Regions from separate parts of the Homo sapiens genome. Here region 1 is linked to region 2. A link is a loop called in an ENCODE intact Hi-C map of the cell type or tissue named here. Cell type or tissue: endothelial cell of umbilical vein. All regions are shown on one strand. Each heading gives the region's core, and the rest is flanking DNA. Links, peaks and the distances in the headings are about the cores only.

Evidence for each region. Peaks named below come from ENCODE experiments on the same cell type or tissue, not always from the same donor. Only the 100,000 strongest peaks of a DNase experiment are listed, where the experiment ranks them.
Region 1: a loop joins it to region 2, with 4 times the contacts of the local background. A loop is called at or near these places in 4 of 110 quality-filtered maps.

What each region holds. Positions count from the first base shown.
Region 1 is chr12:85,143,912-85,159,896 of GRCh38, reverse strand. LRRIQ1 (leucine rich repeats and IQ motif containing 1) reads right to left here. Exons shown (of 27, transcript NM_001079910.2): 20 at 7,528-7,617; 21 at 6,752-6,873; 22 at 6,139-6,234; 23 at 5,803-5,885. Among named protein-coding and RNA genes, the nearest start is that of LRRIQ1, 120 kb to the right of the region's middle. In endothelial cell of umbilical vein, for the core only: no CTCF peak of the experiment used is centred there; DNase peaks (open chromatin) are centred at 3,106 and 3,906.
Region 2 is chr12:85,300,996-85,316,980 of GRCh38, reverse strand. ALX1 (ALX homeobox 1) reads right to left here. Exons shown (of 4, transcript NM_006982.3): 4 at 15,197-15,826. The coding sequence ends at 15,506. Among named protein-coding and RNA genes, the nearest start is that of LINC02820, 9.0 kb to the left of the region's middle. In endothelial cell of umbilical vein, for the core only: a CTCF peak has its summit at 6,325 (motif pointing left); no DNase peak of the experiment used is centred there.

The sequences.
Region 1 (15,985 bases), core at 680-8,679, 160 kb after region 2:
GTATTAATATATGTAATCTCAGGTGTTATTAAATGTTTCTTATGAATTCAATATGAACTATCAGTAAGAATAATAAAATCTGTGTATATATATTTCATAAAATAAGTATTATATATCATCTAAGTCATTTACAAAAAAAAATGACATGTCAAAGAACAATTAGTCAATGAGGAAAGACATTACCATGGGCTTGCAAACTGTTCGGTGTCTTATAACCATCTCTCTACTCTCTTGCTCTTCTTGCCTTTTTATTTGATCTATGTATTTTCTGACAACATCACAAACAATTCAGCAGACCTGGGTTAGATCCTAGTGCCAAATTTTACTAGTTGTATGACTCCGGAAAAACTGTTCTCACCTTCTGTCTCTTCCTCTGTCCAACAGAAGTAATATTGTTTTTGAAGTACTAGTAGTACTGTACAAATTAATGAGATCATTTGTGTAAAAAAAATCAGTCCCATGCACACATTTGTGTAGGTTCTCAACCACAGACATAATTATGACATCAACAATGAAACATTTCCAGTTTATATTCTTAGAAAAAAAACTTACATTCTTCATAAAATTTACTGCAATATATAAAAATACATAGAACCATAATTGGCTCCATTTCATTTAACACAGTGCACTGAACAGAAGCTATGGATATTTTATAAGTTCTTTGGCATTTCTTTGGCCAAATAATAAAACAATCATACTTTCCTCATACTATTATCAAGGTCAAATAATTTAATATGTACAAAATATTTAGAAAGGTTATCTAGCTAAAGTTACTCAAAATAATTTTATTCTCCAAGAGCAATAGTGCTACATTATCAGTCATTCTGATTGCATCAGCATAAATTGATTTAATCTTGAATTAATTCAAATTGCAAAGGGATAATTATAAGAAGTAAGAAACATAGTACTTTTAGATAGAAAAAAAATCACTTGATTTTGATAGTCCCTGAAAATACCACTGGTAATAATGCAGTATTCTTACCTCAATAAAAAAATGAATAAATAAATAAAAACACAACCCAGTTAAAAAAAAAGCCAAGGGATAAGGTAATTGTAAACAGTATAGTTTGTTACACGTTTTTATTCATTATAAAGTCAGTTTTGTACACTTAAGTCTACTCCTCTGTGGTAATCAACAGCAGGTGTAAGTTGCCTTATAAACATAAATCTTTTTATCTCCCAGCAATGACTTGCCCAGTGTTGGGGAAATAGGTATTAAATAGATGTTCAAAAATGTTTCAAGAAACCCCTAGGTAAGTAACCATGTCCCTATTATGCATGCATCTCTATACTTAACAGTTTATTATTTCATTTAAATAATATAATTTTAGTTAAGCATTAGAGTATCCATATTATTAAATTCCTTGTACAATCCCTTTTCAACTTCTATAATTCTAATTTATCTCATTGTTTTATTTTAGTATTTTTCTTCTTACATACAAATCTGGTTATTATTACCCATTTTTTGCAGGTGTAAAATAAGGTGTATAGCAGTGCTGTAAAATAAGCTTGAATAACTAGCAATATTTCATAATCTTAAAAGGAGTACTATTTACTAATTTAAATTTTCCCAAATATAAGCATATATTTACATGACTAAAATGCACACACATACTGTAAAATGTATATTAGTGACTTTTATCTAGTTTTTTTTTTTTAGTCAATTGACATTCATTGGATATCTACCAGGTGCTAGGCATGGTGGTAGTAGGTCTGAGATGTCAAGAGTGTTTCAGCCCTCAAGGATTTTACTATTCAGATGAATTTTATTATTAATTTTTTGTGGTTGAGAGCATAACACAGTAACATCTGATCAAAATTCTTGTAAAATCTTTCTGAAAATTGATGTGGTAAACAAAATAAATCTTGAATAAACTTCATTTTGGTAGAGTTTTGTCTATACTATTCCCTGCTGGTCCCTCCCCCTTAACATTCTTTAGTTACATTTATTATCATTCTGCAATCTGATGGCTTTGCTATAGCCCATGAGTTGTTTACTTGACATAAAAAATTAGCCTTTTTTTAATGCTGGCTTAATTCCTGGCAAAAAATCCATGTTAGGTCTTCGTACTATGTTCCTTAAACCTCTTACCAGCTAATCTCCACCAAAATCCCTATACTCAGACCCCATTCTCTCTGAGCACTCTGAGGAGTGCTCCACATCAAAACCAAACACCCACTCCCTTTCTGCATCCACCTCATCTCAGTCTTGCTACCAATTACACTCAGTGTTGTGAGATTATTGACCCTGCATGTTTTCAATAAACCAGTAACTCTCACCTTACACAGGATCTTCTTCACTGCACTACTGAATTCTAAACTTCCCTGGATATCTGCTAAATTTCAACACAGATCACCAAATTCTGAAACTGCTTCTGTGTATGAAGCAACAATAAATACAAACAAACAAACAAATAAAACCCAGAAATACAAGACCAGTCATTATTGGTTCAAGCTTATGCCAATCAAGAGGTTAAAAGCAATTACTCACTAGGAAAAACAACCACTATAACCCAAACATAAACTGTATAAGTAATGATAACTCCTCACAATTTTAGATTTTACCGTGTAGCTTTCAATCAATTCCTCCTCTTCCTTCTCCACCCTCCTCCTCTTTTAATCAGATGGTCTCACTTCTACCAATAGAAGTCATCGATACTAAGTCTCCCCTAGTAGCTGCCCATACCACATCTTTCCTCGCTCAGTTTGTTGCCTCTTCATAAATGAGCTTCCTCATATTCTTCCCTCTCTCTGCAACTGATTCCATTACATTCTACTTTCTTAAATTAATTGACCCTCTGCTTTTTGCTGTATTTTCATTTTCATCTTAAATAAATAAAATATTATTGACTCATATCCCTTGACTGATAAAAACATGTACAAAATACAAACAGAAAATATGAAGTGCTTGCTACTGAGCGCTCTAAGGTTTTCTGTGGCAGAAATTTGAATTAAAGCTACCATACTTCTTGCAATTGTGCTCCATTTCCTTGAGGATTACTACTTTGTTAGATTGTAGGCCATAATTTATTACATTAATTAATTGTTTGTATTCTCTGACACCCCTCCTGCCATGCTCCCCACTCCCGTAGATCTAGTTAGTCTCGCAGCAGTTTTATAGACGATGTTGCTCTCTAGTGGCTTAAAAATTTCAAGTTGGCAAGTTGTCTATGTAAGATATGTATCTCCAAGTATATTTAAAAACTGCTAGTAAATCTTTCAGTGTTTAACCAAATTTAGATATTTAAAACATTGTTTTAACTCATTAGTGAGTAAAAATTTAAATTATGGTCATTATTTGAGACAGATGCAAGTAAGTTAATGGTATATCACAGATCGATTGAATTATAAAACTGGAAAAAGTACTGAACATTTTTTATTCTATAAGAAGAAAACCTGAGGCACAGAATCTTAAATAATTTGCTCACAGATACAAAATGAAATAAGTTCTACATCATCAACTGAACAGAAGATAGACAAAATGTGATGATTAGAAAATATCTCTCAGATTTTCTTTTTCATGCTTTTCACCATTAATCCTCTCTTTAATGTTTCTAATCTGTATATCTGTTGTGAATGAAAAATAGAATGAAAAAAGTGAGAAGAGTATAAAACTTATCACTAAATTTTACATTTCAGCGTTCATGTTTTAAACATAAAATGTTTTGTTTCATTATTCTAATATATTGATAAAAAAAGCAAAACAAAAGTGATACATAGAGATACAAAACCTTACACGGTAATAAGAATGCAATTTGGATTATAATCATGTTATTGGAGTAACAGTCCCCATAAATATTATACAATTGCCATTTAGGATTTTAACCTAACCCAAAATGTTAAGTTAAAGATGTGGTCATTAAGCTGGATGTCTGGTTACTTTCTTTCATTTGTTACCCTGTCATGCCCCCTTGTGACTGATAAAAGAGGTTTAATTTTTGCCTGATAATTATCTCTAGTCGTGGCCATTAAAGCAATGATTTTTATGTACTAGCATATATTCCTTACTGAATCCTCTGCTAAAACACTTGCTATGCTGCTTTATAAAAAATGTTCTCACCCCCAACAAAACCCTCAATTACAAGAGTTGGCAAGAAAGACCTATATATTTCCCAGAGACGGAATCATATGGGAAGTCTGACAAGCTAAGCTTTTCCTCTGCTTTCACTACTGGAGGCTATTTATTGCAAACATTACAAATACTTTTAAAAGTGGGCCTAGCAAAATTCCTTGAATACAACTATGTCATAATTATTTGTTGAATATTGGCTGAATCAGTTCTTAAACCACCTCTGATATTTGAACTTGCCCCAGGAGTTTCAGAAATTGTTATTATTCTCAAAACAGTTGTTTAAAGAATGTTTTTGATACTGCTGAAGATGGGTAGAAATAGACATCAAAGCAATAATAGAGTTTATTACACTACCAGATTTACACTACTAGATTCTATATCTAGAGAACTGAAAGAGAATCTCACTATCGTTAAGAGTCTGGAGTTACTATTTCACTGGGTAACCACCACATAGCATTCAGTTCAGAGAAGCCTGATGAACTTAATAGGAGCTTACAAAATGAGAGTGCAGGAGGTACAAACAAATTAAAAAGCAAGGTGTTTATATTTTCTTTAAAAATGCTTGAAATGTTAATGTTTTAAACCTGAAAAAATTTACTACTCAATAAAAATGTTATCACAAAAAAGTAAAAAAATTAAGATATCACTAACATAACAATAAGGTATGCAAGTTGAACACTTCAGAATATAAAAATGAATCACCAGTAACTTATCAATGGCTAGTCAGTGATGTGCCAATAAATATCAGTTATTCCTTGAAAATCAAAAGCACTTTTGCAACATTTACTTGTTTTAAAATGTTATATTTATATCTGGTTCTTAGAATTTACTGAATTATAATTAAAATATAATTAATAGAAAAAGATAAAAATAGTTTTATGAAATATTTTTTCATATGATTACATAAGCTAGATCTATAGGAAAAGTATACATTTATTGCACTGCTCATGAGTAACTGGTCTTTTTTGGAAACTTTTTACTAACAGTAAGAACTTTAGAAAACAAAACTGATGTACAAAAGAAATACATGTTCTTATATTTATATGAGTAAATATTTACAGTTATATATAAAGTTACATGCAATTATTTTAAATAGTTTTAATTAAAGATATCATAATATCCTGATATTTCTTCTCTGACTCCATATATTAAGTAATTACACTAAAATGATTAGAGGTATCCAAAGAAAAACAAATGATTTAAAGAGTAGCCTTGTAAGTGGGATAGAATAAAAGATGCTTTAGAACATTTCGCAAGTCCTACAAAATCATAAAATATATAAACTTTGCTTTTCCAAGATTCTAAGTTGTGAAGTCTTCATAGCTAAAATCCACTGAACTGATAAATTTATACAATTTATTGAATAATCAAGCAATTTAAAAGCACGCAAAAGACTAAGGAGTGAAACAGATACTCTTTAGAGTCAACATTTGCCAAAATGAACCAGTTTTAAAACAACTTATAATTCTCAGTACACAATAGCTAGAACAATCAATAGCAAAGTATATAAGAAAGAGCCGAAAAAGTAAAAATAGTGTTTAAGAGTATAAATCATTCAATGGCATAGCATAATTTTCTCTTAAGTTTTATTTTTTTTCAGAGTATCTTAGACATAGTCATCTGTGAATTGATTACTGTTCTTATTAAACATAATTTATAAAATATATTTTAAAGAAGTTATCTTCAATTTTCCATACACAGTTATTATTCAAAGAGCACTAATTACTCACCTATTTTTTTCTTTAGTTTCTTCGATTTCATTTTCTGTGCCCTCTTCAACATTTGCTGAGCAGTAGAAATATCCTTAAAGCCCCTATTAAAAGATTAAATATAATAAAGGTAAAACAAATACCCGGATCATATTTAGATATGCATATAAAAATAGACATGCATATCTGAATTATAGCATACTAAAATAAATGTGAATTCCCATTTAAGAAACTAAATTGGATGGACAATTTATAAAAAACTAATATAGGTATTCTTAAAATCTTGAAAAGTATCTGTCTTGGACTTTTAGCAATCTCTCAATTTTTTAATTTATTAGTGTCAAATTGACTACATACCATTCTTCTGAAATTTTTTTTTCTTTTTCAGATTTTAGCAAACTCTTTCTACTGGTCTTTGATTCAGGTGTCCAGGAAGAAGTTTTATTTTCTGATCTGGCAATAGAAAAAAACCACTTTTAACTGAATCAACACAAGTATATCAGCACTTTTTAAAACTACAAACTGTTTATGTTGTCTCAAACTTGGAAATAAAATCTAAGTTAGCAAAAAACATTATCTTGAAAGGCAATAAAAGTCTGCCATTAATTTAAAATGTTTACATTTCAATTACTTGAAGCATATTTCAATCCCTTTGTGAAAAGTAACATAGCACTGGAATTTTTAGTCTAATCATTATCTGTACCTATATAGTATTTAAAGATCCACTTGTTTACAATAATTAATTACATTGTTTCCCTGACATATAAATTTTGTAGTTGCTTTAATGTACCTACTTCATTCATTTTCCTTACACTGAAAACTCTTCATGACCATGATGTTTTTAACACTAAATATTCTGTTTCCTAAACAAGTAAATTCACATCTAGTTTTATAATTGTACTACTTTTGTATGATATGTAATACTGTTGTCATTCACAAGTTGATTCTCTAAAACAATAGTTTAGCTTACCTGCTATTAAATTGTGTGTGTTCTGAAGAAGACAAATTTTCTTTGTCATTACATAACCATGCTTGAGCTGGATTACTTGGTAAATTAAATGAAGTATCATCCCATTTTAAGTTTCCAGGAATCTTTTCACAAAAAAAGTAAATAAGTGTGAAGTAAAATAAAAAATCCTAGCATTTATGTTGTATTATTTTACATGCATATTACCAAATAGCCTCCTAAGGGAAACTCATTATAAAATTAAAATTATAATAAAATGAAATTTATGTAATATATTATACATGTCCTTTGTTGTAGTGGTGGAAATTATGCTTTTTGGGATAGCTCTCACATAGAAAATGATTAATTGCAAAGATCTTTAAAAATCTCAGAAAACTAAAACTTCAAAGATTATCAAATAAATAACAGATATTGCAGTCCATTGACCTCTGACTGAAAATCTTCAGCTGTTGCCCTCTTAATGCATATTTTTGTATTTTTAAAGTGCTGTCAACTAGTGATTTTAGTCTACTGCCAAATATGCAGCTGAAGCATATCATTTTTTTTCTTTTGCTACTGTGAAATAAAGTGTTGAAAGAAATCCAAAATAAAGAAAAAAAGGAGCAAATGAAAGAAAAGCTACATGAAAAATTACATCTGGGGATGAGGAGGAAGTCAGAGGCTTCTAAAAGTAATTATGTTTTTCAAGTCAATAAATTGTATTATTAATCACTGCAACATAGCATAACCTTAAGAAATGAGCAAAGATCGAGGACTCAGAAGTTTCCATGACATGTTACCTTTGGCCAATGCAGCTGGTTTGAAAGAAGCAGTGTTTGTGAAGGGAAGCGGGTGGAATCTAATGCTAGCCATTCTTCTTCTAAGGCAGCCTGCACAAATAATATTAAAATGTATGTAATTTAGCTTACATAACTTTTACAATGTTTCTTTTAATTCATCTTATAGACTACAAATGTTGACAAAGTATATCAGAATTTTTATTTACAGGAAATTTTCTACTTACTATTGTGAGATGATATTCATCTGTTTAATGAAAACATGCTAAAAATGGGATAAGACTTTTCATCCCTAAGTTTTGGATAAAGTGAAAACTTGATATTTGAATGCTCTAAAAAATGAGGTGCAGACTCTTCAGTGTATTTAACTGTTTATAACTATGACTCTGAGCCAAATCTAGATGGAACTGAGTAAAGTCATTTTTTTAGCTCTTACACTACAGACATCACTATTGAAAATTTATAGTATTTTAATATGTTAGTGTCAATTTTTCTATAAAGTCTATAAACCAGCTTTTTCTTAAATTTTTTTTATTTTCACAAATTTTCTGAATAGAGTAAAAAAACCACATTTTGTGGCAATGAATTAAACAATACAAGGAACATGGTCCCTGATTTATATTCTCTAATTCAACTGTTCAAAAAACAAAATTATAAATTTAAGCCCAAATTTGGAAATTCCTGTTTTAAACTCCCTCTCTTAAGACATATTTCTCCAATTTATGGAATTTCCAAATTTACTCTATCTTTCCACAATGGAACCTGCTAATTATATTAGTGTTGTATAATTTAGGATGTAATTATCTGATTTTTACTTGATTGAATATATAATATGGCTTAGAATTAATTTCTATGTTTCTGTAATTTTTTGGGGGAAAAAAGATGCTTAGAATACCAATTTTTTTTAAAAAAGGTTGTAAAATAATCAAACATTTTATGATTTAAAACTAGAATAATTTATTCTGAGGGGATGTAAATGCAATTTTTCATTCACACAATTACAGTGTGTCTTGACTGCCTTTTGAAAGACCATTGGAAAGGCAGGCCTAGGACATATTGACTACAGGCAGGTAGTGCAATGACAGAATTTCACTTAATGAAATTTAGTCTTAGGATACCTAACCAAACTTGCACCATTTGAATGTTATGTAAATAGTGTGCCTCTATTCAGTTGCTAGACAGATCAATTGTTAAATTTCTTCTAGGTAGCGAATATTAACATATACATATATATATATATCATAGTTATATATGGTTTAATATATATTTGGTTGAAGAATTGCTATTTGTCAGTTATATGAGAGGAATAAATTCAAGAGCTCTTTTGCACAACATGGTGACTATAGTTAATAACAATATAGTATATTCTTGAAAATCATTAAGAGAATACATTTTAAGCATTCTCACCACAAAAAAAATGTTAACTATGTGAGGTAACGCACATGTTAATAAGCTCAATTTAGCCTTTCCACAATGTATACATATTTCAAAATCTCATGTTTTACACAATAAACATATACAATTTTTATTTGTCAATTAAAAATTCAAATTTCAGTATTTGTAAATAATTCAATATTTGTTAAAAAAAATGCGTTATTGGAAAAAGAGAGAGGCAGAGAGAGACAAAGCTCTCTCACCAGAGCCATGAGTATTCCTCCTTCTCATCCTCACAGAAAGAAAAGGGTTGAAAATGGCAATCTAGAAACAATGGCTACAGTTCAAGGAGACTCTAAAATAAAAGGAAACACATATGCTTTGGTACTTTTGGAAAATTACAGAAAAAAAAGATACGGCCATTTATTTCTAATGTATTTAAGCCATTTATGTTGATTGCTTGTTAAATCAGGCTAGTAACTCAGTAAACTCCCACTGATTTATACAATCAGAATTCTCTCTTTAGCTCATCATGAATGACAAATAAATCTAATGACTTTTCTGTTAAAATAAGGTGGGGATGGAAATTTTTATTTGATGTAAAATTGTAAACAGGATTTAGAACTTAGAGTTTTTTTGTTTTTTCTTTTCAATGACAAGGGAAAATCCAGTCATATCTCAGGGAAGATCAAGGGCCAGTATATCAGCTATAATTGAATTAGTATTTTTATTCTGCTGAAAACTGCTAAATTGATGAGAAAATGTGAAGGAGACAATATTACAAAGGCAACATGCCACCTGAGGAGTGGTTATGGAAAACGACCAGCACTGTCAGGCAAGTTGCCTGACTCTTACACTGATTTTATACAAACAGCCTTTTTAAAATTTTTGTTTTCTTAAACACCTGCCAAACCATCTACTTTTTATATTCTCTAGAAATCCAGCTGTTTTCTCTCTTCAGCAGGACAAGATCCCACAAAGCACAATAAACTTCTTTGCCACATCATAGAGATGTTGATAGAGTGCTCTTCCTTGGAAAGGCTACATAAAGTCTGGATAAAATTGACATTTTCTAATTAATATTTAAAAGTACAGAAAACTTTGAAAATACCTTTTTTTCCTGAATAGAAAGTTTATAGAAACTTTTATAGAATCCCAGAACAATTATTTAACTACTATCTCTTAGAAATTTCTAGAAGCATAAAGAGAAGGTTTTATATAAAATGTTAAAGATGCTTTTGGTAATTATATAATCGCAACAAAAATATGTTACCAAGACAACGAATTTATATGTACTCAAGCTTATTAATATCAAATAGATTTGGCATTACCTAGTATGCTGAGGGAAATAAAATCTCAAAATGTCAGGAGGAATTGGCTAGGAGTTATAAATATACCACTGTTTTTTAAAATGTATGTTAATATATCATGCTTACCACTGCAAATTTATACAAATTTCAGTTGTTGCTTAATAAAGCCTTCTACTCACATAGACCAATGGAACAGAACAGAGACCTCAGAAATAACACCACACATCTACAACCATCTGATTTTCAGCAAACCTGACAAAAATAAGCAATGGGAAAAAGATCTCCTGTTCAATAAATGGTGCTGAGAAAACTGGCTAGCCATATGCAGAAAACTGAAACTGGACAACTTCCTTACACCTTATACAAAAACTAACTCAAGCTGGATTAAAGACGTAAATGTGAAACCTCGAATCATAAAAACCCTAGAAGAAAACCTAGGTAATACCATTCAGGACACAGGCATAGGCAAAGACTTCATGACGATAATGCCAAAAGCAATTGCAATAAAAGCCAAAATTCACAAACGGGATCTAATTAAATTAAAGAGCTTCTGCTCAGCAAAAGAAACTATCATCAGAGTGAACAGGCAACCTACAGAATGGCAGAAAATTTTTGCAACTTTCCCATTTGACAAAAGTCTAATATCCAGAAGTTACTAGGAACTCAAACAAATTTACAAGAAAAAAACAAATAACCCCATCAAAAAGCGAGCAAAGGACATAAACAGACACTTCTCAAAAGAAGACATTTACATGGCCAACAAACATATAAAAAAAAGTTCAACATTACCGATCATTAGAGAAATGCAAATCAAAACCACAATGAGATACTATCTCACACCAGTCAGAATGACAATTATTAAAATGTAAAGAAACAACAGACGCTGGTGAGGCTGTGGAGAAATAGGAACACTTTTACACTGTTGGTGGTAATGTAATTTAGTTCAACCATTCTGGAAGACAGTATGGAGATTCATCAAGGATCCAGAACCAGAAATACCATTTGACCCAGCAATCTCATTACTAGGTATATACCCAAAGGAATATAAATCATTCTACTAAAAGACACATGCACACATATGTTTACTGCAGCACTATTTATAATAGCAAAGTCATGGAACCAATCCAAATGCCCATTAATGATAGACTAGATAAAGAAAAGATGGTACATATACACCACGGAATACTGCACAACCATAAAAAGGAATGAGATCATGTCCTTTGCAGGGACATGGGTGAAACTGGAAGCCATCATCCTCAGCAAACTAACATAGGAACAGAAAACCAAACACTGCATGTTCTCACTCATAAACGGGAGTTGAACAATGAGAACATATGGACACAGGGAGGGGAACAACACACATCAGGGCCTGTTGGTGGGTGGGGAGGCAAGGAGAGGGATCTGTGAGGACAGGTCAATAGGTGCAGTGAAACACCATGGGACACGTATACCTATGTAACAAATCTGCATGTTCTGCACTTGTATCCCAGAACTAAAAGTAAAATAAATAAATACATTTAAAAAAAAAAGAAAGCCTTCTGTTCAGATATTCTTTAAATTACAACCGAGGATCTGGAAAGCTTTCTAGCTACTTGAGAATTATTATCAAATGTACTTATTACTTATGTATTGAAAATGAAGTTGAACTTGGATAGATTTGTAACTGGCAATGGAGGCAGTGTTCATCTGGAGACATCACTTCTGGTTTTGGATTTGCAGCCTTTCTGATACAGCAATCAGGTACACTCCTATGGAAAAGCACCTATTGTCGTTCTATTTGATTCCTTTAGAAACTAAATGACTGGCACTTAGAGTTCTTGTGACTCACTGGCTTGATAATTCCCATTTTGGGTGGGACAACTTGAATTCAATGACCAACAAGGTGAGAAGGTCCCAAAAGGTTTCACTTGTAAAAAGAAAATGGTATACTCAAAAATGTGCCTCAGTAGCATTCGGTTTCTCATGAAAAAAAAAAAAAATAGCAGCTATCTATCTCAGGGAATACTCATCTCCACTTCACTGCCTGAACCAAATTTGATGTCTCACAGGGACCTCAATTCACCCAAGTTCGCTTAAATTCTTGAGCCTGGTTCAGTGATGGTTTGGCTAAGCTGAAAGCAAGCTGATTCTTGGACTGTTGCCAATGGCTTAACAGTTGGGTCTGCCACATGAAAAGCCAAAGACACCATGACTTGGGCCCTCAAACAGGGAAAACAAATCACAGCTGCCTATAGCCCTGTCTGTGTTATTCATACAGATGCCTATGGTAAGGGCCCATTCCCTAATAAGAATGACTGGAATCAAGTAACTGATTGGGTCTAACTTTATATCTAAGGTAGACCTACTTTTTATATCAGACTTGTGATTCCTGAAAAATTTTCTCATTTGTCTTATAGTGAAGGATGTCTCTCATCTCGTGGATTTTTGCCCCTTCCTGTTGGAAAATTGACTACACTACACCTTCAAATCTTTGCCACTGTTAATATCTTTTAGGTTATCCATCAGCTGGCTTTGGCCATACAAATGTGGCCTTTGAAATTAGTTGCCTAAGTTTTCAGTTTTCTGTACCATTTGATTGTGACAGTTGTGACACAAGCTAATCAACAATGAACTGATAGTCTGCGCCTACCTCTATCACCTCCTTCTATCGACACATCTATATAAAGCAATTTTATCAGTGAGCATGGCTCTCTCCCAAAAAATATCATATTCTTGCAGTCACTTCCTAGGCAATGATTAGGAAAAATGCATGGAAGGTAATATAGATCTATTTGGACAACTCAGGATTCTATCCTGACTATTCCTGGGTATGATGAGTATCTCTTTTCTCTAACAGCGAGTATAGGCCAGAATGATTAAACAAGGTACAGCCTGGCCAAAAGAAGAGTAAGAGTATTCAAACTAATCTTAGTTATGGTTTATAAAAGTGCACTTGTTCCTTGTTCCTGAACTTTCAAGATGAAAGGTCTAAGTGTTAATACAGAATGATTAGAAAAATGGTGAAGTTATAACTATTGAAATGTAACACCCTAATTTTGAGGGAGTAGGTGGAGAACAAAAAACCAGAATCTTTGAAAGGAATACCTTAAATCCTGGGAAGCATGAAAGAGGGAGATTTTTATCTTTTGAACTGCCCCTATAGCCTCCTTCAAAAACAAAAACAAAACTTCTGCAGGACTGTCCCAAACTGCTGCAAGCACCTTAAATTTAACTTACTAATGGACCTGCCATCCCCTTCCAAGGGGCTCTGAACAGAATTTCATAGTAATTTATCTTAAGTTTACTAAGAAATCCATCAAGACAGCAGGGCATGGCCCCAGATGTTGTACTTCCCTTGTGAAACAGATGTGGATATTTTCCCCATCCCCATCCTCAGTCATCCCATGGGGTGGACAATTACCACCTAGAAGGTGTGGTGGTCATAACATACTTTTAAGTGTTAAGTCAACAGCACTATAGCCCTAGAAAGCATTCAGTTCAGCTTCAACTCGCTGACCAGGGTTATTCTGGATGGCAGAATTGTCCTGTAATTCCTTCCTGAGGGAAAAGAAGGAGTCCAGCTATAGTTGGATTAAAGTCTCAAGCCTATTGGGAAGATCAATTTAAAAATTAAGGAGAAAACACCTGGACTATTGATAGTAACCTTAATTGCATGAACCATGAGGCAAATCTAATTGATTTTTGTCCCAGCCCCTGTCAGATTATTCAGGGTGGCCACTGGAATAGTATACTTATTAGAAAATTTCTCATGTAAAAACAAGGGATGGATATTTTTGGGATACAATTCTCCATGGATCTCTAACAATTCTGCATGACTTACGACAGATTTTGTTACAGACTATCTTTCCAAAGATGTTCATAAAACTAACAGAATGGGAAGGCAGAGACTGTGTTTCCCTTTGGAGTAGAGGGCAGAAATTTGTTTGCTGTCTGGTGTAATAAAGATAACAACTTTCTGTGGAGCACAGGATGGGCAGGGTTGCTAACAGCCGTTTAGAAGACATGGGATATCCTAGGCTCAAGACTACTAGGAAGACATTCTTCAGATTTCCTCCTATGGAACTTGGGGGAAAAGGAGAATTGGTACATGAAGCTCTTGCTGCCTGCTGTTACAGGTAATAACTGTATTTGTCTCTTGAAGTTTCATTCCTTCTATCAGCATCCTAACTTGTTAGAGTTCATGTAGGATAAAATCTCAGATCCCTCATAGTTCTTGGCACTTAATAAATTAGGGTAAACTATACTTAACAAAACTAAAATAAAATGACTCTTGGTTGTAAGTGTTCGTGGTTAATCACTTGTTAAATGAAATCACATTTCAGAGAGGCAACAAATCAATCTAAGGAAATATTTCATGGACAGTTGATCTAGGCTTTTGGATCCTGGCTAATTTATCATGATAATTTTATATTTACTCCTCTTATAAAAATTATAATTAACTGAAAACATTCTAATATATTTCTGATATTCCCTAAACTTAGAGCTATGTTTTTTCTGTCTATTTACCTATCCTGGCACTAAGCATGGTGTCTGCCATATTGTAAGCATTGTTGGCAGGAAAGGAAAAAATAAGTTTGAGAAGATTTTATATAATTACATAAGGATATGTCTTAAAAATCCAGAAGTTTTAATCCTAAAGGCAACTATTTTTTTCAACTAAATCAGTGAAAAAAGGGAAATCCTCGTCAGGTAAGTTTTGTATACAGAAAAATTTAAGCAAGAAAAAAGAAAACAAAAAAACAAAAAACAAAAACAAACAAACAAAACAATTCAATTACATCATCTGAAGTTTTAAGATGATTTTAAAATAAAGTGATGGCAATGGAAAAGGGGTAAAGATAGGTCACATGAAGTAATCTCCGCATTGCAAACAAAATTATCCACTTAAAATATGAACAATATTTAACTCCCTTACTTGAAACCCAATAATAACATTCTATCACACTTGAAATAAAATCCAAAGTGCTTGACATCATATCCTAGGCCTAATGTGGACTGATCCCTGGCTACTTTTGTATTTCTTCTCTTCTCTATTTTTTCTCCTTTACTAATCAGTCTACCTATTGTAAACTTTCTCTTCCTTTATTACGCTGATTTCCTATTTCAAGCCTTACATACTTGCCTGACACTTAGCCCAAAATAGTATACTGTTTTGTTTATATGAAACTTATTCCCTCACTTTATTTTCACATCTCTAGTAAAGTGTTATACCTTACACAGGCCTTTCTTGATCAACCAATTAAACACTATGCTCTATATCTTAAACTTTCTTAATTTTTACAGTAATTTTCAATATCTTATTTTCTACTATATATTTATATATGTATTTATTGTCTGTTACCTCAAATAAAATGTAAATACTATGAAGTCAGGGATCTTATCTCTTTTCTTCACTGTGGTAAGAACAATGCCTAGAAGATTTAAAATGATTGTTTAGTACTGAAATACTCATTTATAAATATTTCAATTCTGGATTTGGAGACCATTATCCTAAGTGAACTAATGCAGGTTCAGAAAACCAAATACTGCATGTTCTCACTTATAAGTTGGAGCTAAACAATGAGTACACATGGACACGAAGAAGGGAACAACAGACACTGGGGCCTACTTGAGGGCGGAGGACAGGAGGAGGTGAGGATCAATAAACTAGTTGTCAGGTACCATGCTTACTACCTGGATGATGTGATAATCTGTACTTCAAACCCCACGACACGTAATTTACCTATATAGCAAAGCTGCACATGTACCCCTGAAACTAAAATTTAAAAATTTTAAAA
Region 2 (15,985 bases), core at 2,529-10,528:
AGGCCAATGTTCAGATTCAGGAAATACAGAGAATGCCACAAAGATACTCCTCGAGAAGAGCAACTCCAAGACACATAATTGTCAGATTCACCAAAGTTGAAATGAAGGAAAAAATGTTAAGGGCAGCCAGAGAGAAAGGTCGGGTTACCCTCAAAGGGAAGCCCATCAGACTAACAGTGGATCTCTCGGCAGAAACCCTACAAGCCAGAAGAGAGTGGGGGCCAATATTCAACATTCTTAAAGAAAAGAATTTTCAACCCAGAATTTCGTATCCAGCCAAACTAAGCTTCATAAGTGAAGGAGAAATAAAATACTTTACAGACAAGCAAATGCTGAGAGATTTTGTCACCACCAGGCCTGCCCTAAAAGAGCTCCTGAAGGAAGCGCTAAACATGGAAAGGAACAACCAGTACCAGCCGCTGCAAAATCATGCCAAAATGTAAAGACCATCGAGACTAGGAAGAAACTGCATCAACTAACGAGCAAAATAACCAGCTAACATCATAATGACAGGATCAAATTCACACATAACAATATTAACTTTAAATGTAAATGGACTAAATGCTCCAATTAAAAGACACAGGCTGGCCAATTGGATAAAGAGTCAAGCCACATCACTGTGCTGTATTCAGGAAACCCATCTCACGTGCAGAGACACACATAGGCTCAAAATAAAAGGATGGAGAAAGATCTACCAAGCAAATGGAAAACAAAAAAAGGCAGGGGTTGCAATCCTAGTCTCTGATAAAACAGACTTTAAACCAACAAAGATCAAAAGAGACAAAGAAGGCCATTACATAATGGTAAAGGGATCAATTCAACAAGAAGAGCTAACTAGCCTAAATATATATGCACCCAATACAGGAGCACCCAGATTCATAAAGCAAGTCCTGAGTGACCTACAAAGAGACTTAGACTCCCACACATTAATAATGGGAGACTTTAACACCCCACTGTCAACATTAGACAGATCAACGAGACAGAAAGTCAACAAGGATACCCAGGAATTGAACTCAGCTCTGCACCAAGCGGACCTAATAGACATCTACAGAACTCTCCACCCCAAATCAACAGAATATACATTTTTTTCAGCACCACACCACACCTATTCCAAAATTGACCACATACTTGGAAGTAAAGCTCTCCTCAGCAAATGTAAAAGAACAGAAATTATAACAAACTATCTCTCAGACCACAGTGCAATCAAACTAGAACTCAGGATTAAGAATCTCACTCAAAACCGCTCAACTACATGGAAACTGAACAACCTGCTCCTGAATGACTACTGGGTACATAACGAAATGAAGGCAGAAATAAAGATGTTCTTTGAAACCAACGAGAACAAAGACACAACATACCAGAATCTCTGGGATGCATTCAAAGCAGTGTGTAGAGGGAAATTTATAGCACTAAATGCCCACAAGAGAAAGCAGGAAAGATCCAAAATTGACACCCTAACATCACAATTAAAAGAACTAGAAAAGCAAGAGCAAACACATTCAAAAGCTAGCAGAAGGCAAGAAATAACTAAAATCAGAGCAGAACTGAAGGAAATAGAGACACAAAAAACCCTTCAAAAAACTAATGAATCCAGGAGCTGGTTTTTTGAAAGGATCAACAAAATTGATAGACTGCTAGCAAGACTAATAAAGAAAAAAAGAGAGAAGAATCAAATAGACGCAATAAAAAATGATAAAGGGGATATCACCACCGATCCCACAGAAATACAAACTACCATCAGAGAATATTACAAACACGTCTACACAAATAAACTAGAAAATCTAGAAGAAATGGATAAATTCCTCGACACATACACTCTCCCAAGACTAAACCAGGAAGAAGTTGAATCTCTGAATAGACCAATAACAGGATCTGAAATTGTGGCAATAATCAATAGCTTACCAACCAAAAAGAGTCCAGGACCAGATGGATTCACAGCCGAATTCTACCAGAGGTACAAGGAGGAACTGGTACCATTCCTTCTGAAACTATTCCAATCAATAGAAAAAGAGGGAATCCTCCCTAACTCATTTTATGAGGCCAGCATCATTCTGATACCAAAGCCCAGCAGAGACACAACCAAAAAACAGAATTTTAGACCAATATCCTTGATGAACATTGATGCAAAAATCCTCAATAAAATACTGGCAAACCGAATCCAGCAGCACATCAAAAAGCTTATCCACCATGATCAAGTGGGCTTCATCCCTGGGATGCAAGGCTGGTTCAGTATATGCAAATCAATAAATATAATCCAGCATATAAACAGAGCCAAATACAAAAACCACAAGATTATCTCAATAGATGCAGAAAAAGCCTTTGACAAAATTCAATAACGCTTCATGATAAAAACTCTCAATAAATTAGGTATTGATGGGATGTATTTCAAAATAATAAGAGCTATCTATGACAAACCCACAGCCAATATCATACGGAATGGGCAAAAACTGGAAACATTCCCTTTGAAAACTGGCACAAGACAGGGATGCCCTCTCTCACCACTCCTATTCAACATAGTGTTGGAAGTTCTGGCCAGGGCAATTAGGCAGGAGAAGGAAATAAAGAGTATTCAATTAGGAAAAGAGGAAGTCAAATTGTCCCTGTTTGCAGACGACATGATTGTATATCTAGAAAACCCCATTGTCTCAGCCCAGAATCTCCTTAAGCTGATAAGCAACTTCAGCAAAGTCTCAGGATACAAAATCAATGTACAAAAATCACAAGCGTTCTTATACACCAACAACAGACAAACAGAGAGCCAAATCATGAGTGAACTCCCATTCGCAATTGCTTCAAAGAGAATAAAATACCTAGGAATCCAACTTACAAGGGATGTGAAGGACCTCTTCAAGGAGAACTACAAACCACTGCTCAAGGAAATAAAAGAGGATACAAACAAATGGAAGAACATTCCATGCTCATGGGTAGGAAGAATCAATATCATGAAAATGGCCATACTGCCCAAGGTAATTTATAGATTCAATGCCATCCCCATCAAGCTACCAATGACTTTCTTCACAGAATTGGAAAAAACTACTTTAAAATTCATATGCAACCAAAAAAGAGCCCGCATCACCAAGTCAATCCTAAGCCAAAACAACAAAGCTGGAGCCATCACACTACCTGACTTCAAACTATACTACAAGGCTACAGTAACCAAAACAGCATGGTACCAAAACAACTGGTACCAAAACAGAGATATAGATCAATGGAACAGAACAGAGCCCTCAGAAATAATGCCGCATATCTACAACTATCTGATCTTTGACAAACCTGAGAAAAACAAGCAATGGGGAAAGGATTCCCTATTTTATAAATGGTGCTGGGAAAACTGGCTAACCATATGTAGAAAGCTGAAACTGGATCCCTTCCTTACACCTTATACAAAAATCAATTCAAGATGGATTAAAGACTTACATGTTAGACCTAAAACCATAAAAACCCTAGAAGAAAACCTAGGCATTACCATTCAGGACATAGGCATGGGCAAGGACTTCATGTCTAAAACACCAAAAGCAATGGCAACAAAAGACAAAATTGACAAATGAGATCTAATTAAACTAAAGAGCTTCTGCACAGCAAAAGAAACTACCATCAGAGTGAACAGGCAACCTACAAAATGGGAGAAAATTTTCGCAACCTACTCATCTGACAAAGGGCTAATATCCAGAATCTACAATGAACTCAAACAAATTTACAAGAAAAAAACAAACAACCCCATCAAAAAGTGGGCGAAGGACATGAACAGACACTTCTCAAAAGAAGACATTTATGCAGCCGAAAAACACATGAAAAAATGCTCACCATCACTGGCCATCAGAGAAATGCAAATCAAAACCACAGTGAGATACCATCTCACACCAGTTAGAATGGTGGTGATCATTAAAAAGTCAGGAAACAACAGGTGCTGGAGAGGATGTGGAGAAATAGGAACACTTTTACACTGTTGGTGGGACTGTAAACTAGTTCAACCATTGTGGAAGTCAGTGTGGCAATTCCTCAGGGATCTAGAACTAGAAATACCATTTGACCCAGCCATCCCATTACTGGGTATATACCCAAAGGACTATAAATCATGCTGCTATAAAGACACATGCACACGTATGTTTATTGCGGCATTATTCACAATAGCAAAGACTTGGAACCAACCCAAATGTCCAACAATGATAGACTGGATTAAGAAAATGTGGCGCATATACACCATGGAATGCTATGCAGCCATAAACAATGAGTTCATGTCCTTTGTAGGGACATGGATGAAATTGGAAATCATCATTCTCAGTAAACTATCGCAAGAACAAAAAACCAAACACCACATATTCTCACTCATAGGTGGGAATTGAACAATGAGATCACATGGACACAGGAAGGGGAATATCACACTCTGGGGACTGTTGTGGGGTGGGGGGAGCGGGGAGGGATAGCAATGGGAGATATACCTAATGCTAGATAACGAGTTAGTGGGTGCAGCGCACCAGCATGGCACATGTATACATATGTAACTAACCTTCACAATGTGCACATGTACCCTAAAACTTAAAGTATAATAAAAAAAAAAGAAATAAAAATCCATAGAATAAGGAAAAAATGCAAAACGTATATCTGACAAAGAACTTGTATTTAAAATATCAAAGAACTCTTAAAACCCAAAAAGACAACAACAACAACAAAAATTAAAAATGGGTAAAAGATCTGGGCACCTCACCAAAGAAGATATACAGATATAAAACAAGTATATAAAAAGATGCTTAATATCATGTTATCAGTGAATTGCAAATTAAAGCAATGAAATACCACTGTGCATCTTTTATAATTACTAAAATCCAAAACACGGACAACACTAAATGTTAGAGAGGATGTGGAGCACGAGGAAGTCTCATTCATTACTGGGGCGGATACCAAATCATTGAACCGTTTTGGAAGACATTTTGGCAGTTTCTTATAAAACTAAGCAAACTCTTACCATATGATCCAGGAATCATACTCCCCGTAATTTACCCAAATAAGTTGAAATCTTATGTCCACACAATAATCTGCACATGATTGCTTATAATAGCTTTATTCATAATTGCCAACCCTTACAGCAACCAAGATGTCCTTCAATATGAATGGATAAACTGTGTTACATCCATTCATATGATAATGTGTTTTTCAGTGATGAAAAATGAGCCAAGTCATGAAAATATTTGGAGAAAACTCAGATGAAATGAAGTGAAAGAAACCAATCTAGAAAGACTATATACTGTGTGATTACAACTGTATGACGTTCTGGAATAGGCAAAACTATAGAGACAGTAAAAAGATAAGTGGTTGTCAAAGGTTTGGAAGAAGGAAAGAAGGTGGAACAAAGGGGATCCTTAGGCCAGTAAATCTATTCTGAATGCTACCATAATGGTGAATACACGTCATTATATATTTGTCAAAGCCCATAGAATGTACAGCACCAAGAATGAAACCTGTTGTCAACTGTAGACTTTATTTAACAATAATGTATTCATAAAGTCATATCAGTTGTAAAAATGTAGAGCACTAATACAAATATTAATAATAGAAAGAGGTAAACAAAACTCTCTCTGCTTTCTACTGAACTGTTCTGTAAACCTGAGACTGTTCTTGAAAATATAGTCTATTAACTGTATGTATATGTTGTACAAAAGCAGGGGTAGGTTGGGATTTTTTGTTCCATTTTCAGCCTCCTAATATCTGGTGTGCCTGTGAGCACAAGTAGGTGATCAGATATATAGCTCTGCTCTTTAGAAGGGAGACCCACACGTTCCCTTCCTCTTAAGGACTCCTTCGCTTTCCTCAAGATTACCCCCATGCTCCTAGTACTTCTCTGGTTTTCTAATTGGACTGTGTATTAGTTTTAATACTCTATGTCTTCGAGTTAGCTCCTTAGAAATCACTGAATAGATGGATGAGTGATTCATGTTAGTGAGGTAAGAGGGAACAAAGCAGAGAGCGCAGACTGGCTCAAATGCCTAGCTCCAATCTCTGTCCTATATCTCACTAGAAGTTTGACATCCGGAAATCTTAACCTCTCTGTGCTTCAGTTTTCTTACCTGAATAGGAGAATAAGAGAACCTACTCATCTGTCACATAGTGAGCACTGTTATAGTGTTTGATCAATAAAATTAGTGTTAATAAATTTATGTTCTTCCCTTATACAACTGTTGGGACTCCCAGATACAATACTTTAAGAGCTAACTCTATTGGAGGGAATTTCACACCAGCTAGCATTGCTGATGATTCTCTTGTCCCCTAAATCACATTAAATGTAAATATCTCTTACATCTGTGCAGTGCCACCTACTGGTAAAAAGAAATAAAAATTAAAAATAAGTGGATTTAATATTTTCCTCATTAATAATAAAATTTTTAAAGCACCCAAAAGTTTGCAAATATATTGAGACCTCAGATCTTTTGCTAGTCTGATATCTTTCCTTTGACCTATTTTTGGATTTTGAAAAAGCAGACTTTGCAAAACAAAAAAATTAATACAAGTACAAAATTTTAAAAGAAGAAATGCTTTTTTATTAATGCTTTGAACTGACTAGGTTATTTAGGGGTTAAAATAATAACTTTCAATTTGCATCTAAGTGTCAAAATTGCTGAATGGTTTACAAACTCAGAAAGACAAATAAAAGAGCAAGGCCAAAGTGTTGCAGGCCCATGGTAGATGAGCAGCTTCCATGGGGTTTATCAGCTGGGTTTACTCAAGATTGTGTCATTCACTTTAATAGCATTAGCTAAATACGTACTCTAGGGAAAGTAAGAAAGCTGCTTACTTACTGTGCTGTCCAACGAATTGGTAGCTGCTCTTTCCATGAATGTCACATAAGACTTTAAACTTGAAGAATGGACTTTAGCTAGGTATAGGCTCCAGGAAAGCGGAAAATAAAGTTAAAAAGAACAAGACATAGATAAAAAGCCTGGGAAAGACACTACAGAAGGGACATCATCAATAAGAGATAAATATATTAAAGAAGCTCATACAATGAGTATGAGACGCAAAGTACAATTAATCTTTCCCTTAGGTACGGTAAATTGCCCTAAAATTGGGTTTTTCCTCATTTTGCAATAGACCTTAATGCTGATCTCTAGTTTTTCTTTTATATGATGCTATCAAATTGGTTTTATCTATTTTCTTTCTTGATTTCTTGACTAATTTGACTTGTTGATATGGTATCTGAGGATAAACCTATGTGCCTTTTTTTAAGTGTCCTTTAAATTCTCTTACATGGAAAGGCTTAAATAGAAGATGATTTTTTCAATTCCGTGTTTTCGATTTTGTTGTGCTCAGATTCCATGAATTTACAAGATTGCTGTGGAGTACTAAAAAAAAAAAAAAAGCTTCTGTTAAAGGACTAGAATAAACTCAATCTGCCCCAAAGGGATTTGTTTGTTAATTGCTTTGGTCCACTTTACAAGGTCAAATCCATTCTCCTAATGACGAATCTCATCTGTTCTGGCAAAGAAAGAAATGTTTTCTTTCACTTCTACGTGTGGCAAGAGCTCATTCATCTCAGTAAGTTCTGAAGAGAAATCTAGCTACATCAGAGAGAGGAGTATTCAAAGGGCAACTGATGGCCAGGAAGATATATGGAATTCACTTTCTTGAGACAGACATTCAAATGGTAACAAGTGATAGAAAACAGCTCTATATTTCAGTGTGATGTGTGTTCGCTCCTGATGATTAAACCCCCTGTGGGCCATCTGCGTTTAATGGGTTAGAACTACTTTGTAGCTGCAGTTGTTTCCTTCCACTGCTTTCTTATTTATTTGAGAGGAGACCGATCTCCACTCTTTAAAAGTCAAGCATGTAAGAAACCCTGCCAAGAGAATCAGAAAGAAAAGGCAAATTTATAGCCTAGTGTTGTTTTAAGCATTTAGTAGTATAAATAAGAAGTGTAGATAAATGTGTACAAGTAGATGCATAAGTGACCTTTTGTTTATCTCAGTTACATTATTTGCCTAAATTCCAGAGCAGAATTAACCCAATTAGTTTATATAATGGCTTAATGCTGTCCCTCAGCTGAGCTGTTAGAAATATACATAACTGATGCTAGATGAGGGATGGTGTTCTTTTACCTATAAGTCAAGCCTTGGGGACTTCAGTTCATATCCAGTGATTTCTGTAGCTAAAAATAAGAATCCAGTGTGGAAATTATGGTAACTCGAAGCAATGTACACTATTGGTGTTATTAATGCAATCTAATTAAACTTTTGGTTTAAAATAGCAATGATGATAGTGGCTTTCTATATCTGTGGCTGTCTAACCCGAGACATGTCACATTTTACTAACATCTCATTACTTTTCTCTGACTTAGAAAAGTCAGCAGCCATAAGCACTCAATAAATATTTGCTGAATTGATTTGAACTCTGAGAACTGCGAGGTGAGATGGAACTGATCATCGGTGACATATCTGGCATCAGAATCTTGATTCTGTTCTGCCAAATAGTGACTTCAGCCAAAGCCAATGGAAACGTCACGTGAAGAACTTTAAATCTATGAAATCTTCACACAGCTACAAATGCTAATCTGAATCATGTAACTACATGAGCCTAGCAAATTCTCTTTTGCCATTATTTTCACTCTGAATACATTGACTATTTTTAGAGTTTCTTTTCTTAACGTTTAGTTCTCTTCCTAGGTCATTAAACATATTTCTAAGGTGTTCCTATGATTCCCTTTTTCCTGACTTGTTTTTCTTTGGACTAGAAAACATATCCACAAGGGTAGCTCCTCAGGACTTTAAAAACATCAATCAATATCACAGCTGGGAATAGAGGAGTTTAGATAAGAGATACCTATTCCTCCATTAAAACTCGGCTTATACAATTTAGAAAACAGTTTTGTATAAAGTGAGACAGACTTTAGCCAGGTGGGGCAAAGAGTTAAATTAAAGACACAAAAGCAATACCCAGCTGCCTCTTTTTCTTCTCCCATTCATGGAGTAGGGAGTATTTTTCCTGTAATGACCTCAAAATCTTCTCTCTCTCTTTTTTTTGGTCAGAGATCAAGGGATATACCAGGGTGAAACCTTATTCTTATTGAACTTTACTATCAGCTTTCTACAGATGTGCATTTTGAAGTGCACTTATAATTTTACCACTTTTTGTTATACATTATATATATAGATCTATTAAAATATGTATGCTATTTTTTCATATTATGAAAGTTTCAATAATGTCACCCATCCAACTAAAGTGAATATTCCTTGAAAACAAAGTCCGTGGCTTGAATTTATTCATAACCTCCATGGCTGGCATAGTACATTGTAGTATGAGCTCAGCACATTTTGTTTAAATTAATATTATTATAGAAAACTTGAAAAAAATTATTGAATAAAAAAACATTTTTCTGTTGAGCTTGAGAACTTTGGTCCAGTTAATAAACATAATAATAAAAACAAAATGAAATATTTAAAATTCGAGAAAAGTTGTGGAATGATACAAATCTTAAAGGATTACAAATATTTTAACTAGCATGAACATAGCTTTTCTAAACTTATTTGGGTTCTATTTAAAAGAAAAAAGAGAGAAAATGTCATTTCTATAAGTTCATATTCATCTTTCAAGGTCTGTTTCAAATGTCATCTCTTCTCTGTACTCTTCCATGACCTATAAAATATTAAATTAATTAATCTCTTACCTGTTTTCCACTAGCATTTTGCTTGAGACATGTTCATGTCATACTGTAATTATTTGTTTGACTCTCTGGTCTCCCCAACCAGCATGTTAGTTTCTCTAAGGTCTTGGATCAAAGTGGGTTGTCAATAAATGTTTGGTATATTGAGCAAAACTGAATTTAAAAATTCATAAATGAAGAGAAAGAAGTCTAACACTGACTTAACAGAAGGAAAAATTAAAGCCTATTTTAAAGGAATTTCATTTAAGTACTTCACAGAATACAATAAAATACTTTTAAAATGCATATCTAAATTATTTTTTTTTCATAGCTTAAAAAAAGTCTGCAGGATAAGGAGGCAGCAGGAGATGCTTTTGACAGGAGATCCTTATACTCTCTGACCCTAAGTTTCTTCATAATGTGAAAGGGAGATGATAATTATACCCACTGTCACAGAACTGTGAAAGTCAAGTGAGAAAATAAATATGAAAGTGCTCTGTTAATTTAAAACTTTATGCAACTTTTTAAAGGAGCTACCCTTGTGGATATGTTTTCTGGTTCAAATAAAAAAAGTCAGGAAAAAATATTCATAGAAACACCTTAGAAATATTTTTTTAGTGAGGTAGGAAGAGGACTAAATATTAAGAAGGAAAACCCTAAAAATAGTCAACGTATTCAGAGTGAAAATAATGGCAAAAGAGAATATCCTACGAACACTTTTGGCAATTCAGTAAAGTCTGTGAATTCTTACTTAGAAAATGATTTTAAGTAAAAGAAAATGCATAGGCTTAGGAGCGAAACCAAGTATGTTCAAATAGAGGCATCCAAATAGTTACAAAACTAACTCTTCGATGTAGTGATATCTGTGCATCTTTATGACAGATCAACAAGAGCCAGTAACAGAGCTAAAACTATGTCAATGTTGAAGTCATGTTTGAAAACTGCCTTAATCAAATTATGAATTTTAATTATAGTTATTGCAAGGAATCTACAATAACTTCATGAAAATATCTACTCTTTCTATTGGGGACAAATTCACAGGTATTGCGAATACTACTGACATCTATTGTCTATATACTAAATGAAAGAAAATGCTAAGATTTATTCCAGGTATTAGTGAAAATAAAGATTTAATTAGTTTCCATCTCAGTTCATGGAAACTCTAAATTATATTCAGACAGGCATCCTCTCCTATTTACTGTGTAAATAGCTCGTAGGGGGGTCCTTTTGCCTCCTACTGAAAAGCTGTCATGTTTTGACAATGCTAACAATTGTTCTGGATTATTCTCTTAAGCCTTTAAATTTTACCTCAAGGTAAACAGGTAAAATAAATATTGCAAGTATACATTATGTGAAGACACATGAAAAAACTTCAGTACATAAAGTTTCTTTTTTAAAAAAAAATCAAAAACATACTATAAAATAGAGTCATGATGAAATTTTCAAGTGAAATCATTTATTTGCCCCTTGGACATGGAAAACGCTTAGTGGTATGCAATTCTAAGAATAACAAGGCACTAAAAGGGCTTCTTTCAGCTCTTTACTATTTTATTCAGTAAAACTGAAGAATTAGCTAGTTCCTGTCTTGAAGCATTGTTCACCATCTTGCAGTACATTTCCAAGATTAATGACAATATGCTTATATAAAGAGAATTACTGAAACAAAAAAAACCTCTTTCAGCATTTACTATGTGCTATAAAATATCACATTTAATCATTTTTGAGATTTTGGGCCATAAATGGAGCTGTACTGCTAGGTATTTCATTTATGACTTCATTTGCATATTTGACCACCAGTGAAATTATTTAATACTACCTGGCGTATATAAAATATATATAATAGGACTTAGAGGCCAAGAGCTAAAATATTATTTAATATATCACTTTAATAAGTAGATTATCTTGCAAAAAGTCATACTTCTTAGTCAATGCAATATATGAATTTCTATAAGGAAATAATATCTGTTGAAGTTTTAAATGCCTAATTTTTAAAAGTAGAAATAGGTTAAAGAGAACAATTATGAGCTAAGTAATAAAGATATATTTTTACATTCTAATTAGAGAAAAGAGAGGTCACCACCAACTGGAATTTTAAAAATAAGATCATTTAAATTTTTCTCCTAAAATATTTGGTAGTATAAGTGACAAATATTTTAATACAAAATATGCTAACATAATTACTTATTGTATAGAATATTATCTGAATTAAATGTTGAAAGACAGAAATAAGAGCCACTGATAAATTTAGGAAATTAAAATTTTCAAAGCTTATATAAACACTGTAATTGATCTTTTCACTTCTTATTTCATCCAAGGCATTTTTTTAGTTGCTGGTTAACTAAAACTATAGCATTATATATAGAACAGCATTACATAAAACAGATGGAGGCTGGGCGTGGTTGCCCACGCTTATAATCCCAGCACTTTGTGAGGCTGAGGTCAGAAGTTCGAGACCAGCCTGGCCAATATAGCGAAACCCCGTCTCTACTAAAAATACAAAAAATTAGCCTGGCATGGTGGCAGGCGCCTGTAATCCCAGCTACTTGGGAGGCTGAGACAGGAGAATCGCTTGAACCTGGGAGGCAGAGGTTGCAGTGAGCCGAGATCACACCATTGCACTCCAGCCTGGGCAATAAGAGCGAAACTCCGAAAAACACACACACACACACACACACGCGCGCACACACACACACACACACACACAGATAGAGGTGATATGTGAATTATACCATGGCAATCACAACAAGCACCAAGTGTCTGAGATGAGAAAGTAAAGATACAAAGAGAAAACAATGGCATATTGTCTTGAGAAGAACTGTATTAAGTCCAAAGGTATTTGAGAGAAGAAAGTAAAGAGACAAAAAGTAAACAATTGCATATCATCTTGGGAGGAACTGTGTTAAGTCAAATGGTCTGCCTGTTATCCCTCCCTTGAAGGCAAAATAAGCAGTCAGATGAAAGGATGAAACTAATACATTCCCATAATTTATACACACAATTTCATGAGTTTCCTCAAGGTTATATAGGTTACATAACTGTTATTCCTTTAAGATATGTTGTCAGGACTCAGGGCAAAGACTGCAGTGACTTTATTTTTCTACTTTCATAAGATATTATGTAAGAATAAAATACTTACTATTTAATATTCATAACAAATAAATAAGACACTTTCAAAAATTTATAAACCATTTCTTAAATTTCATTTTATCCTTAAGAAACTGCAACCTTACCTAATTTTCCCATAAATTTATCTCTCCTCATGAGGTTCAAGGGTTAACCATGTTGCTCAAGAAAAAGAGTACAAGAAGCATCTTTTAAACCATGTATGCAAGGAAAATGTATGGAAGGGGCAAATAGGGGATGAGATAGCCATGGGAACAAATGTCCATGTGGTTCAAATTACTTATTGTACCAAAACTCCCAATAATACTATCAATAATAAGCCCAAATAAAAGTAAGTAAAATGTTCCTTAGTTTTTTCTCTTAAGAAAAGTATATAACATCAATATGAATTCTAGTATTGAAACTTAAATTCAGAAGGAGCAAGAGAAAATTCAGGAAATTCATTTTATGTACTTTGTTTTAGCTTTATCTTACCCTATTATATCAAAAGTTCATTTTATTTATTTTTGGCAACTTGAATACATAATAAAAATTCACTGTGTAAAAAAGGAAGTTGGAATGTTAACACAGGAAAATTCATGAGATTCTTACTGCCATAATACAATTTGAGGCATGGCTGAGGGTAAAAACTTCAGGCATGTGTTTGTCCAGGAAGATTGTGAACTCATAAAGGACAAGAACTATGATTCCATTACTTATTTTATTATTGCAAATAGTCCTTCATCTATGTTTTTAAAATATGTGAATTATACAGAGAATTATAGATGTAAAACCTTAATTAAAAAGATGTTTCAATTGAAAAAATAGTTATAGAAGCTCCAACTAATTATTACCTAATTATTAAGTATAAGGAGAAAAAGACTAGAAAAACTGAGGAAGAAAATGAAATTTGAACTTGACAATATGACTTCTGTCTCTCATTTGAAAAATATATGGTACTAGCCAAGGGATACTAAAATTTAAATTAAAGAGGAAGAAAATGAAAATGAACACTATTAATTTGTGAAATTTTTGAAAAGAAAATCTTACCTTTTTGTTTTAAGTTTTAGTTCACAAATTCCTATTAACCACATATATGAATATATATGAAAATAAGTCATTCTCTTCTAAAACCAAAAAGGATATTTAACAGCTGCCTAAATAGACTTTTAACAAAAGATCTTGCATGAAAGCATAATTCTCACAGCCAAATTGAACACATTTCTTTTAGAAACAAAAATAAAGAAAGGGAACACAAAAGTAATAAAGAATAAAGTATTATGAAGTCAGGGAATGTTTGTTTAGGACATTACTCATTTCTATCATCAGCTTGATTTAAAATTTTATTACAAAAGATGTTTAATTGCTATAAATATTTTCCCACTAAGAAGATACACTTACGGGATTTAAGTACTTTTTCCAAAATTTAATTTTAAAATTCATTTATTCTCGTCCTTTAGCCATTAGAGCTCCCAAGCATATTCCTAAAGTCTGCAGGAACCACAAGAAGATTCTACAGAGTACAAAGAGCTCAGCTCTAATCTGAGCCATGGAAGTCATCTTCATTTCAATTAATTTACTTTGCCTTTATGAACTTAAGAATCTTTCATGGAGGTTGACATTTCACTCATCTGAAAAAGCTTGGAATGTGACAGGGTAAAGGGAGGAGAAGTAAATCAAAGGGGTTAGCAATTTTCCAGATGCAACGTATTTTTCTTCTCTTCTTTTCCAACAGAAATTTTAGAAAGCTTTCTGACATTTTAATTCTCTATGCAAAAACCACAGTAGCAAAAAATGCTTAAGGCATAATATGTTGAGAAACAAACACACATGCATGTAAGCATGCACATACCCACAAAATACATATAAATTCCAACTCGCTGATGCTTTAACAGAAAATGTTACTTTCAGTGTAGTATTAATTAGTGGTTTATGTGCACAGTTTAATCAACACGATCTTAGTTTAAAAGCAACAGCAAGGTTTATAAATTTTTTCTTGTTTGTGATGATTAAGTAATTGAGTCTATGCTGGCTTCTTCACTGGAAAAATGACATTTATAAAGTCCGCTCCCATGACTATATTTTCAATCACACCAGAATACTTCAGTTATCACCTTTAGCCATGTGGCTTCAGGAAACCATGCCCAAATATCTCATGCGAATGTTGGTTATTTTAAAAGATCCCTTGTTTAACAGAGTGGAAATTCACTAAAACATCAAAGGGTAAAAACAAAAACAAAAATGAGGCTTGAAAATAAATTCTCAGCAACAGGGTTTTTGCCCACTGCTTTTTGGAGAGAGAGAGAGAGCAGTTAACTCCCCAGAACACCCTGATTCAATATTTACCTGACGACTTTGGCATCTTGACATTTTCCCCAGTGCATTTCCTTCTTTATCAGGTATTATTTTACATGAGATTTCTTGTTATACAGAAGTAACATAAATCAATCTATAACAGAAGAATTTGTTTAACACATTTATTCTTTAATAAGTTGCGTGATCATATTTCATTGACTTGTACAATAGAAAAAGAAAACCTTACTACTAAAACAGGGTTTGTGGAGACTGGCACATGGTAAACCTATTTAGTCTTTTCAGAGGTTCATTCTTAGATTTTAATGTTAAATAACAACTATTCATTTAAGCTGGTCTCACTGAATATCTTGACCTTTAGCAATTCCACACACAGCAGCTTATTGTGGTATCCTTTAAATATGAGAAATAAGAATGTTTAACTTTGCTATTAAAAGAAAAATAAAAGAGTACTGTATGTTACATGGCCCATGAAATATTGGCGGTGTGCTCCTTGGCTTTCATTCGAAGAACTGCGATACTGGAAGACCTCCTTTCAAACTCTGGCTTTGTTTCAAATGCATGTCCATTGGTTGCCCCAGTAAGAAGAGAGTCAGTGAAAAAATTGTTGAGGGGCACGTGGCTGAACTGGTTCTGGTGGTTTGAAAACCCCGTGTAACTGGAATCTGTCCGAGGCGAGTGAGAATAAGGTGTCATACAGGAGGAAGTGTCACGTGGTAACATGCATGAAGTAACCACAGAACCACCACTTGCATTTCCTGCCCACAAATTGTTCTGAATCTGGAATATATAAAACAACAAATATTACATTTACATGTTCTCACTTTTGTTCTCTTACTTTTGTTAAGTTGTATTTACTAAATTTGGTTAACTATTCATTGTTTGCTCCTATTGGGTGGTCTGTAATTACATACAACAATGACTAAAAAATAATTACTT